Linked DNA regions of Mus musculus: region 2 is linked to region 1. A link is a loop called in an ENCODE intact Hi-C map of the cell type or tissue named here. Cell type or tissue: gastrocnemius. All regions are shown on one strand. Links, peaks and the distances in the headings refer to the core of each region. The heading gives the core; the rest is flanking DNA.

Evidence for each region. Hi-C counts contacts between places; a loop is a spot of excess contacts. Peaks named below come from ENCODE experiments on the same cell type or tissue, not always from the same donor. Only the 100,000 strongest peaks of a DNase experiment are listed, where the experiment ranks them.
Region 2: a loop joins it to region 1, with 3 times the contacts of the local background. A loop is called at or near these places in 1 of 42 quality-filtered maps.

The regions. Positions count from the first base shown.
Region 1 is chr16:35,871,583-35,876,960 of GRCm38, forward strand. No RefSeq gene overlaps it. Among named protein-coding and RNA genes, the nearest start is that of Parp14, 2.9 kb to the left of the region's middle. In gastrocnemius, for the core only: a CTCF peak has its summit at 3,030 (motif pointing right); a DNase peak (open chromatin) is centred at 3,033; H3K4me3 peaks cover 700 bases; H3K27ac peaks cover 675 bases.
Region 2 is chr16:35,978,944-35,984,321 of GRCm38, forward strand. Kpna1 (karyopherin (importin) alpha 1) reads left to right here and starts at 4,420. Exons shown (of 14, transcript NM_008465.5): 1 at 4,420-4,565. Gm15564 (a long non-coding RNA gene) reads right to left here and starts at 4,386. Exons shown (of 2, transcript XR_001781900.2): 1 at 4,109-4,386. In gastrocnemius, for the core only: no CTCF peak of the experiment used is centred there; DNase peaks (open chromatin) are centred at 2,802, 3,247, 4,380 and 4,928; H3K4me3 peaks cover 1,759 bases; H3K27ac peaks cover 1,817 bases.

The DNA of each region.
Region 1 (5,378 bases), core at 324-5,323:
ACCCCCAGGCACTTTGTTCTCCTGCTCTCAACAGAAGCCAGTCAATCCTCCACCCGAGCTCTAGCCTCCAGGCCACCTCCTTAGCAGCTCCAGAGCTGGGCCCCGCCCGCACTCCACCTGAGCTACAGCTGAGCCCTGCTCCATCACTAGGATAGTTTCTGCATACCTGAAAACCCACGCTGTATAAGAGAAGGAAAACGATCCTCTCAGGATGCTCCCTGCTCACTTGGGGGACCACCCGAGGGCATCTGACCTGACTTTCCTGCTTCAGAATTCTGTTTTCTCATCTGTGCATACTTTGTGTTTACAAACTCCCAGTATTGAGGAACGCGTGCTGGCGTCCATGCTTTCTGGGTGTTCAACGGAGGGACACAGGTATGGGGACACAGGAGACGGTCGACAACTCTAGGGAGAAATACACAGGTGTTGGAGCAGAAGAGCATGGGCTCCCAGCCCAATTATGGAAAGATCAGGTAGCACTTCTGGGCAAGGGACGTGCTACCCGAGAGCCTAAGAACTACTAAGAAATGACCTTAGATGGTGGGTCTCTGGGGCTTTGTGGTTCACTTACACAAAATAACTTAGGCTGCTGCATGGTGGCTGAGTTCGACAGGAGTGAGAGAAAGCCAGGCTGACCTGGGTGCTCAGGAGAGGGCTCTGGTCCCGCTACTGGTCTAGGGCTCTTGGGGCTCCGACACCCGCCTCCCCCATTCCCCCTCCTAGGAAGAACGTGATGGCCTCTAAGCTGCCTTTGGAGACAAGATTGGCCGAAAGATATGAACAGTTCATCCAGGAGTGGTCCAAGCAACAGGAGTGAGGTGCGCCTACTGTGACCGGGATAAGAAGAGACTGGGAATCTGTATATCCTTAACGCGTGATGAGCGAATATTTGGGATACGCATTAAAGCAGGCTTTGCCGGTCCAGGGCTAGAGTATGGTGACCCCCTCGGGGCCCCTGGTAACACTATCTGATGGAGAACAGGGACGATGGGGAGTCTGAAGAGGACCGAGGTCTGAAAAAAAGGAAGGAAGCCGAGGCAGCACTCAGAGCTTCCCCCCTCCCCCCCCCCTTTTTTTTTTTTTTTTCTAGACAGGGTTTCTCTGTATAGCCCTGGCTGTCCTGGAACTCACTTTGTAGACCAGGCTGGCCTCGAACTGCCTCTGCCTCCCAGTGGTGCTGGGATTAAAGGCATGTGCCACCACCGCCTGGCAATTTTTTTTTTCCCAGATCTTTCCAAAACTTTGAATGGACAGGAAGACCCAGGAGTCAAGCAGCCGGGTGAGGGATGGGGGTTTGGGCTCAGAAAGTTGATATTTTGTTTCTTGGAGTTAAATATTTTTGAAAACAGAAAAGTTCTCGATATGGGCAAATGTTGGTACAAAGAGGGATGTGGGAGATATTGGTGGTGTCAGCCAGGACATCCCAGGCGCCAGCAGCTAGGCATTGTAAATGAAAGCCGTGAACCGGGGCTGGAGGTGGGAGTATCTAGGCAATTTTAACGGTTTTTTACAGATAGGTCCCATTTCTCTGTAGATGGTAATCAGACCGATCGCACAACCCAGTGTGAGACTTGAGAAAATCTTGGTAACGCTGAAAGGCTTCTGAAGGCACAATAACCAAAAATTAAATCAAAATCAACTACATAGCATTCCGTTGCTTACCGGTGCTATCTCCTGGCACCACTGAAGCCTGTGTTCTGAGCACACATGTGCACTTTTGCACATATAAAATCTTCACACCAGACAATACCAGTAAACACTCTCTGAAACACTCAGCTCAGATGAGAGACTATGATATGGATCACAGTTTTTAATGTATACAATGTTTCTGTTCTTAAAAAAAAAAAAACTTAATGTCTTAGTAATAGAAAGCAGACTTTTAATATGTTCCTGCTGTCATTTGTCAACATGACAAGTTAGTCTATCTTTGGATCGTACCATGTTAGAATGCTTGATTTTAAAAATTGCTACTTCAGGGCTGGTGAGAAGGCTCAGTGGGTAAGAGCACCCAACTGCTCTTCCGAAGGTCCGGAGTTCAAATCCCAGCAACCACGTGGTGGCTCACAACCATCTGTAACAAGATCTGACTCCCTCTTCTGGAGTGTCTGAAGACAGCTACAGTGTACTTACATATAATAAATAAATAAATCTTTAAAAAAAATTGCTACTTCAGAGGCTGGAGAGCTGGCTCAGCAGTTAAGAGAACAGGCTACTCTTCCAGAGGACCCAGGTTCGACTCCCAGCTCCTGCATAGTAACTCCAACCACCTGTAACTCCAGTTCCAGGAAATCCAGTAAAACTTACAGCTTCTGCGGACACTTCACACATATGATGCACAGACATACATGCAGGCAAAATACCCATACACTTAAATAAAAAAAGTATAATTAAATTTCTTTCAGTGAATTTTGGCTTGTGATTAAGACAGAATTTCTATTCCAAGTTCTGAAATGGTCCTAAACACACTTCTGTCATTTTATATTGTGTATTTAATTCAAAGTAGGGTTCTCATCATTGACAATTTTAAAATAAAAAAATATTCTGAAGAAAGTTGAAAGGGCTTCATGTCTTGCAGTAGCAAATATTTGAGCCATGATTTAGTTCTCTCTATAAAAAGAAACACATTTGTTACAATGTGCAAATTTGCTTCCATTTACAGTAAATGGTAAAAGCATATGTGAACTCAAGAATCATCTTAGAATGATTTTCTTTATGATTTAACACCACTAAGTGCTTAGTTTGCTTGTATACTTTGAAAACTGTGTCCCTGAGGTTGCATTAAATTTTGTCAGATGTGAGTGAAAGAAAGATATGAAATCTATCTCAAGGTCTGTCCAGTTCAAAGGTTCTTTGGAGAAAGACAGAACTTGAATATTGTTACTTAATACCAAAGAACTGAATCAGTACAAAGAAGATCAGAGATGCACGGAAGAGAATTTACTGGGCTTTTTAAAATTCCTGATCTTTAAATAATGCTGAACAGTATCCAGGTATCTTTCTCCAATTTCCAGCATTCTGCCTGCAGATGGCGCTCATCACCTGAGCCAAACAGTGTTGGACCCGGTCAGTGTAGAGGGCTTGGCTTAGGTAGGCTAGAGTGCTGACTTTTCTTGGAGTTCATCCCTGTGTCATCCAAACTACCAAGAAAATTGACAACTCCTGTTCCAGGTTGTAATCCACCATAGTGCAGGAGTCACAGAAACAAGATTTTGAGGGGGCATCAAGAGTTTGAGGTGGCTGTTACATTGTCCCCACAGTCAAGGAGGAGAGGGGGATGAATGCTTCTGATCATCTCACTTTCTCCAGGATTCCAGCCTAGGGAATGGTGCCGCCCACAGTGAGCAGGACTTCCCACCTCTGTTTACCTACATAAACCCCCACAGGCATGCCTTGAGGTCCATCTTCCAGGTGATTATTGAGATCAAGCACCACAGATGGGAAGGAAAGACAGTATCTTCAGAAAGGTACAACATGGGAGCTAGAGAGATGACTCAGTAGTTGGGAGTACTGGCTACTCTTCCAGAGGTCCTGGGTTCAATTCCCAACACCCACATGATGTTCACAACTGTGGTGTACAGGCATAATATTCAGGCAAACATTCATTCACATGAATTTTTTTTTAAAGAAAGTTACAACTTAATCATGCGTAGTTTGTGCAGAATAAAGAAAAAATAAAAACCTTTTCTGGATTTCTGCCAGATAATCACTGAATTAGATCCACATGGGAACCTCTCAAGACTCACAGTAAACACAGCACTGTCGCATTCATACATCTTACTATGCACAATATATACCAAAATGATACCATGAGGGACTTAGGCGGGAAAGTTTGTCTCTCTGTGTTTATTGTAAGTTTTACTGATAAAAATGATAAAACATAAAACACTGTATTCCACAAAAATCAATCTAAGAGTTGGGTTTTTGAAAATATTAACAAGACTGACAACCAAATTAGCCAAAAGAAAGAGACAGAAGACCCAAATTAATAAAATTTAGGGATAAAAAGGGAAGTGTTACAACAGACTCCAGTGAAACTCAAGATCCTTAGGAAATATTTGGAAAACTTCTACTCAGAAAAAAAAAAAGTTGAGAACCATAGAAGGAATGGACAAATTTCTCAATGCATATAACCTACCAAAATTAAACCCAGAAGATAGAAATAACTTAAACAGACTCACAACAATGATACTGAAGTAGTGATTCTAAGTCTGCTCACAGGGCTGGAGGGATGGCTCAGAGGTTCAGAGAGCACACTGCTTTTGCAGAGAAACTGAGTTCTCAGAACCCGTGTTGGATGGTTCTCACCCACCTGTAACTGCAGCTCCGGGGGATTAATCGCCCTCTTCTGGATGCCACAAATATACACACATGGTCAAAAAATAAAATAGATCTGTGTTTTAAAAGTCTCTTCACAAAGAAAGATCTGGGACTGGATGAATTTACTGCTAAATAACACTTTCCCCCCACTTTGTTTTATTTTAAAACAGTCTCTCCTGGTTCCCGTTTCCAACTGAGCCTGGAGATGATCCTGTGCCACAGCTCTCCATACCTGGGTCCCGCCTGGAGAGAGCTGGTCTCCCAAGAGTGCTGACACACACAGGCATAAAGGAGGGACACAGTCAGAGACAGCAAGACCAGCTAACACCAGAGATAACTAGATGGCAAGAGGTAAGGGCAAGGACATAAGCAACAGAAACTGAACTCATCATCAGAACCTAGTTCGCCCAACAGAGCAAGCCCTGGATACGCCAAGACACCAGAAAAGCAAGACTCTGACTTAAAAATCACATCTCATGATGATGGCAGAGGACATTAAGAAGGACATAAATAACTCCCTTAAAGAAATACAGGAGAACACAGGTAAACAGCTAGAAGTCCTTAAAGAGGAAACAAACAAACAAACAAACAAAAATCCCTTAAAGAATTGCAGGAGGGCTGGCGAGATGGCTCAGCAGGTAAGAGCACTGACTGCTCTTCCAAAGGTACTGAGTTCAATTCCCAGCAACCACATAGTGGCTCACAACTATCTGTAACGAGATTTGGTGCCCTCTTCTGGAGTGTCTGAAGACAGCTACAGTGTACTTACATATAATAAATAAATAATAAATCTTTAAAAAAAAAAAAGAATTGCAGGAGCCGGTAGTGGTGGTGCACACTGGTAGGATTTGCTGAAGGAGGCAGAGGCAGGAGGATCACGAGTTTGAGGCCAGCCTGGGCTACACATTTTAAAAAAGAAAAAAAATTGCAGGAAAACACCACCAAACAGGTGAAGGAATTGAACAAAACCATCCAGGATCTAAAAATAGAAATAGAAACAATAAAGGAATCACAAAGGGAGACAACCCTGGAGATAAAAATCCCAGGAAAGAGATCAGGAG
Region 2 (5,378 bases), core at 105-5,104, 110 kb after region 1:
GCATTCAAACATGTGAGCCTATGAAAGGGATAGGAGGGGTAGAAGGGCATATCTATTCAAACCTATTCACAGAGGGTATCCACAGTTTACCTGGATCCTCTGCTGAGGATCTATCAAGCAGCAATAAAGTATATGTTTCTCTAGTGAAGGCTCAAGTCAGGAAGATTCTGTTTCCAAGCTCACCCAGGCTATTAGCAGAATTCATTTCTTGTGATTATATGATTGCAGGCTCTAGATTCTTACTGAATGCTAGCTTTATTCAGGTCCTAGAGGCCATCAGCAGGCCCTACCAGGTGGCCTTCTATAGGCAAGTGACAATATGACAACTTAAGGCTAGCATGAATTTTTAGTTTCATAAACACAAAGCACTACTAAATGAAATGTCATCACCAGAGGCCTTCTATCTTTTAGTCCAGTCTGTTGGCTAGTAAGGGGTCCTATAGATATTCAAGGGGTGGTGTAATGGATATTTCTGGTTTTCAACTTGACTATATCTGGAATGAACTACAATCCAGAATTGGAAAGCTCACCTGTGATCCAGATCTTGAGGCTGGGAGATACAAGTTTCTGACCTGGATCTTGGCATGGAGATCTTGAGGTACAGTGGCTATGAATCCTAGGAGACTAAGGCAAGGAGATCTCTGAGTTCAAGGTCAGCCTGGGACAAAACAAGTCCCAGATCCAGTCATGGTGGTGTACACCTTTAATCTGGGCCACACCTGCTGGAGACCTATACTGGAAGAAGGAAGATTCTCTCTCTGCCTGCTTGCATTTACTTGCCAGCACATCTATTGGAGTCTACTAGCCATGTGGGACTGAGCAACTACTAGATTCTTGGACTTCCCATTCACAGCTGACCATTGTTGGGGAGTTGGACTACAGACTGTAAGTCATAACAAATTCCCTTACTATATAGAGACTATCCGTAAGTTCTGTGACTCTAGAGAACCCTGACTAATACAGGTGGTGATTATACAGAGCAGCACCAAGAATCAGAGATCACAGCAGTGCCTGGGTCGGAGGAGTGTTATCCTAAGACTTCTGCCTGTCATATCTAGTAATATTGAAGACACAGTGTCCTGGGGCTGGAGAGATGTCTCAGTGGTTAAGGGCACTTGCTGCTCTTGCTAAGGACCTTGGTTTGCCTCTCACTAACCACATGACAGTTCACAACTGTCTGCATTTGCAGTTCCAGGAGATCTGGTACCTTCTTCTGATTTCTGCAGGTACCAGGCATTCACACATATGCCGTACATACATACACACACAGGCAAGAGACTCTTAAACATGATGTAATGTCCTATAAAATGATGCAATGTGCTAAGGTAAGACATTTTCCTTCTACACAGTATATATACGAGAATATTCATAATAGCAAAAATACTGTTACTTTTTGTACTTCTCAAAATAAAAAACAGAGAAACATAAAAGACCAGATATGTGTACAGGCATTATGTTTCTGTGTAAAGTCATTATGCAGCTGTGGTCTACTGTAGTGGAGGTGGATCAACCCTTCCACTACTAAAAACCTTAATGAAGAGGTACTGAGGTAGTGCAAGACACAGAAGAGAGCCCCACACTTGTCCTTGCTTTCCCAAGCAGTCAGTGACTGAGGATTGCAAATCCAATGATCAAGGTTTTGTCTGCCTCATGGGGCTGAGGAGGCCTTGCCAAAGAGAAGAGACCTAGACTTTTGGTTAGGACGCTCACGACTGTATCTACTTGGGAGTAAGGGTGGATTAGGGAATAACCAACCTCCACAAGGTTGAATGAGTCTTACCTCCTGAGCAGAATATAATGATCAGATATCAGCTCAGCTATGGTCAGGCAGTCATTGAAGGAAGCCAGGACAGGAACTCCAGCGGGTTGATACAGAGGCCATGGAGGGATGCTGCTTACTGGCTTGCTCCTCCTGGCTTAGTACACTTCTTTCTTATAGAATCCAGAACCACCAGCCCAGTGATGGTACCATCCACAATGGGCTGAGCCCTTCCCTAGCAATCACTAATTAAGAAAATTCCTTAAAACTGTATCTCCTGGAAGCATTTTCTCAATTGAGGTCCCCTCTTTCCAGAGGATTCTAGCTTGGGTCAAATTGGCAACACTAACCCCTAAGTCTCTCTGATAGAACACTTTCTCCCAAGCTGCTTTGCTCAAATTCAGCTTCCATGTAAACAAGCACACTCTTAGTGGAGAAGATGATACTGACGCAGAAGGAAGAAAGTGAGAAGAAAGGGAGAGAAGGACTGAGGGATCGAGAAAGTTGTTCTAGTTTGCTTTCGGTTGCTATGATAAAACTAACCAAAACAACTTGGGGGCAGGCATTTCAGCTTACAGTGCATCTTTGAGGGAAGCCAGGACTGGAATTCAAGGCAGGAACCTGGAGGCAGTAATTGAAGCAGATCATGGAGGAATTTGGTCCCTGGCTTACTCTCAGCTTGTTATCCTATACAGCCCAGAGGTGGCACCGCCCACAGTGAGTCTCACATTTATCGTGAGTCAGGAAAACACCCCACCGACGAGCCTTCAGGCCAATCTGGTGGGAGCAGTTAGCCCATGTGGTCCTTTTTCTCCTCCTGTCTTACATTTATAGATGTATTGATTCGAAGAGTAAAAAAGTAAAATAATGACTGCCCTGAGAACTGGCGCTGCGGGATGAACCGAACGCTGGGTTAAGGCGCCCGATGCCGACGCTCATCAGACCCCAGAAAAGGTGCTGTTCCTCTCGTACTGAGCAGGATTATCATGGCAACAACACATCATCAGTAGGGTAAAACTAACCTGTCTCACGACGGTCTAAACCCAGCTCACGTTCCCTATTAGTGGGTGAACAATCCAACGCTTGGTGAATTCTGCTTCACAATGATAGGAAGAGCCGGTTAGACAAGCGCAGAAGGGAAAGAGAAGATAGACAGAGCTGGTTTGAAAATTGGTTTAATAAGTCTCCTTGGTTTACCACCCTTGTTTCTACCCTTGCCGGTCCCCTAATCATCCTTTTGCTTTTGCTCACTTTTGGACCTTGCATTCTTAATAAGTTAGTGGCTTTTGTAAAAGACAGGGTTAGTGTTGTACAGGTAATGGTGCTCCGACAACAGTACCTGACTTTGCCGAAAGAAGAAGAGGGGTCGCTCTAAGATTAGAGCTACTCACAAGAAGAAGTGGGGAAATGAAGAGTAAAAAAATAAAATAATGACTGCCCTGAGAACATGGGCCCCCGCCCCCGGCCAGATGGCCTAATTCCCTGGAACTCTTGGGAAAAACAACCACAAAATGTTTCAATGTCCCAGGTGCCTTGAAGTAAATATCCGCCCCTAGACTTCCCCTGTTTCCTCTCCCATCCTCCCCCTAGGTTCTGGTTTTTACCTTTATAAACCTGCTGGAAAATAGGGTTGGGGTCAGACTCCTCTACCCCTGCGTGGTGTATGGGTCTCGACCTCAGCATGCTGGTTTGTGTGCCATTAAAAACCTCGTGTGTTTGCAGCAAGCGTGACTGTGGCTTTCTGGGCTCGCGATCCCTGAGACTTGAGTGAGGGTCTCCCTTCGGGGGTTCTACAGATTCATGTCCGGTGCTCCTCAGTATTCCTTTTAAACTGACTTGTTAAACCGTGTCCTGTGGTTGTGATTTTCCTGTGACCTCTACTTGCTGTCTTAAAGTGTTCCTTTGAAGCCACCGCTCTACTCCCCAGAAAGAAAAAAAAATTCTATCATGTAACGGTTAAGTCATTTCCCTAAATATTTTGTTTTAGCGTGCCTTCTCATAGCAACGCAAATATTTTCGCTGGAAATTGCCGTTTTTGAGATAGGGGTCTTTCTACGTAGTAATGCTGGTCTAGAATTCGCCATTCTCCTGCCTCAGACTTCCTAGAGCTGAAAATACAGGCGTGCGTTACCGTCATGCTAGGCTCAAAAAGCGATTTAATGTTATATGATACTAATAAATTACCGGGTAAGATGGGTGAGAACTGAAGAGAATACCCAGAAAGTTCCTGCAAACGGGTTGCATGTGAATTCTTTGAACGTGAGACACTGACGTATTTTGTAATACTCCCTCAGCCTCCAACCATGCCATCATTCATCCAATAAGCATGCTCGGCTGTGAGGTACCTACCATGTGAGAGGGAAGCTATATTGATGTGAGGGGGAATCCGTCCATTCTGGAAGAGCTTAGTAAGGACAAGTTTGTTTCCATAACTTCTATATGTCTGCGCTTTTACTGACTGCCAACCTGGTCCGCAGAGACCCACGCCCTGGCCGCCGCCTTTTCCCTGGCCGCCGCTAGCCTAGGGCGTCCACGCTCGGAGACTCCGCTTCCCGGCAGCCCCTGCGGCAGGCGGCGGAGAAGCGCACGCAGGCGCGCCGGCCGGCCCCCGCACGCAGGCGCAGTGCGCACGCCGGCTGAGCTGGGTCTCGCGGCTCTGTGAGCGGCAGCGGAGAGCGAGGCCTGGTGAGCGCCGCCGTGGTGCGCGCCGGCTGGTCAAGGTTGTGCGCAGAAGAGGCGCAGCGGGCGGGCCAAGAGCGAGCGTCTCCCTCTTCGTAGTGGCACCGGGACCGGTCGCCTGGAGCCGGTGAGTGGGGGCACCTCGCGGCCCCTCCCCCTCGGCGGGCGGCTCTGGGTCCCCCTCCGCGGACCCGAGGGAGGCCCCGGGGCGAAGGCGGACGCGGGCGGAAGCCGGAGCTGGCTCGGGCGCGCCGGGGACCGGACCCTCGCGTCGCTCCGGTGCGTCACGGGCCCGGCGGTCCTAACGGCCGCGCGGCGGCGGAGCGGGGTGGGGGTGGGGAACGCTGGTGCTCGCCGTGAGGAACGCCGGTCGGGGCGGGGCGGCGCGGCGCGGCGCGGCGGTGGAAGCGGCGTCGGGGACTGCGGGGCGCCGGGCGGCGGCGCGGAGTCTGCGCGCCGCGCTAGCTTGAGGGCGGGGGCGGGCGGCGCGGAGTGCGGTGGCTGAGGCCGAGGCGTGCGGGGCCGATCGGGGAGTTGGCAGGTTACCACCGGGGCCGGTGTTTGGAGGGAGGTGGGGGTGGAGACGGGAGGCTTGCAGTTTACAGATGTCATAACTACGCGGGCCTGGAGCTGCTGACGGGGGTGTGGTAATTATAGCAATGACAAGTTGGTCGGCTGTGTGAGCCGGCGATGCGAGGGAAACCGCCAAGCCTTAGCTGAGGCTCGCATTGGGAGCAGAAAACTGGAGGGTGACTGGGATCAGGGACATCGGCAAGAAAGAATGTGTGGGTTGAATGCAGCTGCTTCCAAACCACTTTTCAATGAAAAGTTTCACATGAATTGATTTTAAGGCTTAAACTTCGGCTTGGTAAATTACTATAGGAATCAGCCACCGAGAAATGCTTTTGAGATATTAAACACTATTGTCTGGCCTTTTCCC